2 separate regions of the Homo sapiens genome follow, and region 1 is linked to region 2. A link is a loop called in an ENCODE intact Hi-C map of the cell type or tissue named here. Cell type or tissue: A673. All regions are shown on one strand. Links, peaks and the distances in the headings refer to the core of each region. The heading gives the core; the rest is flanking DNA.

Region 1 (2,925 bases), core at 229-2,728, 900 kb before region 2:
TCTAGCCACACACACACACATACACACACACACACACACAGAGCACACTCAGTATGCTAGCCCTAGTGAATTTCTTTCAAATGCTCTTCCTTTCAAGCCTTTGTTTATGCTAGTCCTTTTGCGTAAACCATCTTCCCTGGCTATATTCTGTTCACTCTTTAGGACTTAAGATAAACATCACTTCCTTCCACGCTGATCAGTTTGATGCCTTCAGTTTCAAAGAAAGGAGACAAACCTGGGGACTGTTAAAAAGTAAAAATCAAAGTTACAATGTTATTTGAGCTCAAAAAGTGTTGTAGTTTATAAAATTGAGAAGGTTATATTAATTTTTATGCTTCCTGAAGAGTGTATCAATTATATAAAGTTATGAGTAATGAATGGCATGAAACAAAGTCCCAACGTTTTCAAGTTTTATTTTTAAAATATATTACAACATCACATTAAAAACAGTAGAGGAAAACAAGCAAACATGATAGAATTACTTTTTTCCAACTCAATAGTACTTAGCTTTACCTAGAATTTTCATACAGTTGATGCTAACTTCTTCTGAACCCTTTCTGACTAGTATTTTACCTTATGTATTCTTTATAGTATTTCCATATAATCTTTACCGAGACCTATTCAGAGCATAACATAGACAGGGCAGCACAAGCAACTGACACCTTTGTTGGTAGTACAGTGTTTTTTCAACCAGTTTATGAGAGAATGAAAAGAATGAAAGTGAAAATTTTACTTAACTTAGGGTTATGTAGCTCTAGGTAATCTCTTCAGAACTCCCCTGCTTCACCTTCTCAAGTTAATCAACAGTGGCTAGTTTATAACTAGAAACCACTTACCAAATTGCCTAAACAAGAAAACTTTTTAAAATAACAATTTGCTGATCTGTCCAATAACTCCAATAAAGTTGAATTTGCTTTATTTTTCCAAAAATTATGTTGTCTAGATAAAGACTCTTTGTAAGTGTAAATGTATGATATATTGAGTTGATTTTTAGTCCCTATTAGAGAGTTGTTAGACAAGTTATTAAAGTTTAAGAAAATTTGGATTCTAAATTTCCACCTGATAACATATATGAAATATTTTATATTTTCAATATATACTTACTTATATTTTGCACACTGTATATAAACTAGGAGATTAGAAATGTTTTAAGTCCCTTCTCTGTGTGTATATCTGCACTATATAAAGAAAAAAAGAAAGGGTAGAAAGAGACTTAACTTTTTTTCTATCTTCCATAAGAAAACTTCAAAAATGTTTCTTTTTAAAATTGAATTTTTCAAAAGGGAAAAAATATTATCCTGTTTGATGGGAAATCACTTGTTTTAACAAAAGGTAAAATACTGGCATGTTAACCACAAGGTGGTGCTATAATTCCATGCTGGTACTGATATTTTAGGAGTTAATCGATACAGAAGTTTTTTCCCTTATAACTATAACCTCTTAACCTCTTAATTTTTATAAATGTACTTCTCTCACAATTGAAAAAATTAAAGCTAACATGCTTCATTAATTCTGGAAATATTTACTGAAACTCTGTTAAATTCAAAATTGTATGTTTCTGTAGGCTACCATTTTAAAGTTCTGATGACCAACTGTTTATTAGAATACTAAAAATGTGGCCAAGCATGGTGACTCACCCATGGAATCTAGCACTTTGGGACATCCAGGTGGGCGAGTAGCTTTAGCTCACGAGTTTGAGAACAGACTGGGCAACATGGTGAAACCCTGTCTCTACAAAAATACAAAAATTAGCCAGGCATGACGGTACAGGCCTATAGTCCCAGCTACTCAGGAGGCTGAAGCACAAGAATCGCTTGAACTCGGTAGGCAGAAGGTGCAGTGAGCCGAGATCACGCCAGTGCACTCCAGCCTGGGCAATAGAGTGAGACCCTGTTTCAAAAAGAAAAAAAAAAAAAACAAAGGAATTCTAAAAATGTTTTCTTAAAAGTGATTTCTTACACTGTTTCAAATTCACAAACACAAAAAAAATTTAAGTGATTTCTACTCATATAACAATATTTTATATTTGACAGTGTAATATAGAATTATACATACATACCATAAATAGATGAATAAATAAAATATAATCAGATGGTCCATATAATATTAAAAAAAATACTAATTTTCCTTCCAAATAATGAAGTCAATTTTCTTGAGGATTTTCTGATTACTGGAACACTTTTATCTACAAGTTTAAAAAAAGATAATTCATATAGTAGTAATATTAAAAATAAATTTCATTTTTCCATTGATTTACCTTCAGCTAAGACTTTTCTCTCCAAAAAATGTGTAACTTTTCATCATTAAAAAAACAAAACACAACACCTCACTGTGTATCTTTTAACGGTGGCTAGAATGGCTACATTCTCTTTCTGTTACACTGGTCTTAAAAAGTGTTACGCCGGAGGCCAAGACAGGCAGATCACCTGAGGTCAGGAGTTTGAGACCAGCCTGACCAACACGGAGAAACCCTGTCTCTAATAAAAATACAAAATTAGCTGGGCATGGTGGTGCATGCCTATAATCCCAGCTACTCAGGAGGCTGAGGCACAAGAATCACTTGAACCCGGTAGGCAGAGGTTGCGGTGAGCCAAGATCGTGCTATTGCACTCCAGCCTGGGCAACAACAGCGAAACTCCATCCCCCCCTCCAAAAAAATTATACAATAGAGCATACTAAAATGTTCAACACATTTCTCATGGTGAACCTTGAGACCATAGTCCTCTTGGTCTAAACTTGAGGACCATAGTCCTCCAGCCTGTTTCCCAGTACAAAAGGAGAATCTTAACCTTAATTTCTCAGTGTTAATTGGAAAGGTATTGATGTTTTTGACCAAGCATGAAATAACTGCCTTTTTGTTTTATTTAATTTTCAATGAGCATTTTTAACTGTTCATTATAACTTATTCATCAGTACAGATGCCAA
Region 2 (2,925 bases), core at 238-2,737:
CAGCCAACTAAAGCTCTAAGTGCTATCGAGGAAGAAAACAAAAAGGAGAGGAAGAAAGAAATCCTATTTTACTTCTGTTAGTGTGAGAATGAACTTCCATAATCTTTTAGAGGAAAGTCTTCCAACAGTGATCTTCCCCATCCTCCCACCCTACCTGCCCCATACTAAAGATATTTTTGAAAAGCTGGCATATTCTCTTTCTACATCATCCCGTAAGAGAATCTACCCCTGCATTTATCCTTTCAAATATGGCATCTTACATTTATCTCATGACATGTTGTGAAGTAGAAAAGGTAGGAATTATGTAATGATTTATCATATATAATCAAAGGGAATGGCTAATTTTCAGAGCAGGACCAGAATTAACATCCCCTCGTCCTAGCTCTCCATCCAGGCCCACCTTTCAGTGTCTTGTGACAGGGACCACATTCTATTTACTTTTCAGACCCAGGAGATGGATGCCTGTAATGAATATAAAACACTGAACATAAACATAAAAAAATGCAACAAATCAACCCCCCCCCAACAAACTAAACCAAAACAGAGAAACAGATGCTTTTTCCTAAGAGTCATTTACTGTTCACTGACTCATTCGACAATTTATTGAGCTTCTACTAAGTTCTAGATGCTATCTTTGACATTGTTCACTTCAAGGAGTGAGATAACATGGAAGAGTAGCTATCACAGTGCCTGATGTGTGGGGGGCAATCAATAAAGTACATTTTCTTCCTTCTCAAATGTTTATCCTTGAACTAATCAATCTATCAAAATCCATATGCAATCAAAAGAAAAGTATTCACTTCTGATCCAAAGTCATCATTCCTTTATACCTCCATATCTGTGGTTACATACCGTGATATTTAGGCACGAGCTATCAAGCCAGAGAGAATAAACCACACTCAGGCAGAATCATGGCTTATGATTTGTGGTCTGCTGTTTTTTGTGGTAAAAGGGAAGAGGAAAAAGCCAGTCAAGTGTCCTGGTATTAACAGGCTTTATCAGTATATACTCCTCCCCTGCCCCACCTCACACACTCACACAGACTTTGGGGAGGAGGTATTATTAATCTAAACAAATAGCTTGCAATTGACAATAAGCATTCTACTATCTTCTCTGGTTATTTAAATTTAACTTTCATTTACAAGCAATTTATAGAGACAGACATAGCCTTGAAGCCAACACTTTCTGCCCTAACTTGCATCCTGTTTTCTATTTGCTTTTCTTTTTTTTTTTTTCAGCTTGGCTCCCAAGACTAGGTCATATATGAAGGGGAAGCCAATCTGAGGCATCATTAATGTGCAGTTTTCATGATCGACGCTAATCACTACCGCCAAATTGTTTGTGCGGTAATCCACACTGATCACCAAGACATCTAGAATGAATAGATCCTTGTATAAACAGACACAATAGTTGTAGCTCCAAGATAATTAAAGAACTCATCTATGACCTCTACTGGTCATGTTACCAAAATACAACAGCTACCATTCTTTCAGAAGTGTTTTCATTTATTAAAAATATATTTCTCAGCACCTACTATGTGCCAAGCATTGTTTAAAAGATTGCAGTAAACAAAACACACAAGACCCTTTCCCTCTTAAATTCAGCAAGGGAGACATTCAAACTATAAACATTATAAGTAAGTTCATTGTAGAGTATTTTAGAAGGCAATAGGTGTTTTCAAAAAGAGAAAAAAGTAGATCAAGGTAAAGGGAATCAAAAGTACAGAAAAGGGCCCTTTTCCCCCACTAGGGCCGGGCCTGAAGGTCTCTGTTGAGCCACGGATGTGGGTCTCTGTTCTGCAGGATGGGGTTTGTTAAAATTGTTAAGAATAAGGCCTACTTTAAGAGTTACCAAGTGAAATTTAGAAGATGATGAAAGGGTAAAACTGATTACTATGCTCAGAAATGCTTGGTGATACAGTATAAAAATAAATACAACACACCCAAATACAGGATGATAGAGATATCATTTGTCAGGTTGCTTATGCCCGTATAGAGGGGGCTATGATAGTCTGCACAAAATATGGTGTGAAGGCCGGCCTGACAAATTATGCTGCAGCGTATTGTACTGGCCTGCTGCTGGCCCGCAGGCTTCTCAATAGGTTAGGCATGGACAAGATCTATGAAGGCCAAGTGGAGGTGACTGGCAATGAATACAATGTGGAAAGCATTGATGGTCAGCCAGGTGCCTTTACCTGCTATTTGGTCGCAGACCTTGCCAGAACTACCACTGGCAATAAAGTGTTTGGTGCCCCGAAGGGAGCTGTGGATGGAGGTTTGTCTAACCCTCACAGTAGCAAACGATTCCTTGGTTTGTCTATCCCTCACAGTACCAAATGAATCCTTGGTTATGATTCTGAAAACAAGGAATTTAATGCAGAAGTACACCGGAAGCACATCATGGGCCAGAAGTTTGCAGATGACCTGCGCTACTTAATAGAAGAAGATGAAAATGCTTCCAAAAAACAGTTCTCTCAATACACAAAGAACAGCGTAACTCCAGACTTGATGGAGGAGATGTATAAGAAAGCTCATGCTGCTGTACGAGAGAATCCAGTCTATGAAAAGAAGCCCAAGAAAGAAATTAAAAAGAAGAGGTAGAACTGTCCCAAAATATCCCTTGCTCAGAAGAAAGATTGGGTAGCTCAAGAGAAGGCAAGCTCCCTCAGAGCTCAGGAGCGGGCTGCCGAGAGCTAAACCAAACAATTTTCTATGAGGATTTTTCAGATAAAGACAATAAACTTATGAACAGAAAAAAAAGATGGAAGAGGTAGAGCTGGAGAAGTACACTGCAGAATTAAATTAGGTGCTCAGGATAAGTGTCAGTGATAGAGTGGAATTCAGCAAAGCCTTGAAGGAGGTGAGAGCCTCAGCCACTACTAACACTAGTAGGTTCTCAAATTAGTTAAATTAGACATTGTATTAG

The links. Hi-C counts contacts between places; a loop is a spot of excess contacts. Peaks named below come from ENCODE experiments on the same cell type or tissue, not always from the same donor. Only the 100,000 strongest peaks of a DNase experiment are listed, where the experiment ranks them.
Region 1: it touches region 2 in a loop (10-fold over the local background); 15 of 110 quality-filtered maps call a loop at or near these places.

What each region holds. Positions count from the first base shown.
Region 1 is chr4:174,317,800-174,320,724 of GRCh38, reverse strand. CEP44 (centrosomal protein 44) reads right to left here. Exons shown (of 12, transcript NM_001040157.3): 12 at 397-2,925. Among named protein-coding and RNA genes, the nearest start is that of CEP44, 35 kb to the right of the region's middle. In A673, for the core only: a CTCF peak has its summit at 1,362 (motif pointing right); a DNase peak (open chromatin) is centred at 1,384.
Region 2 is chr4:173,419,016-173,421,940 of GRCh38, reverse strand. It overlaps a transcript of SCRG1 not described here, the pseudogene RPL5P11 and the pseudogene LOC124900814. Among named protein-coding and RNA genes, the nearest start is that of SCRG1, 21 kb to the right of the region's middle. In A673, for the core only: a CTCF peak has its summit at 1,462 (motif pointing left); a DNase peak (open chromatin) is centred at 1,430.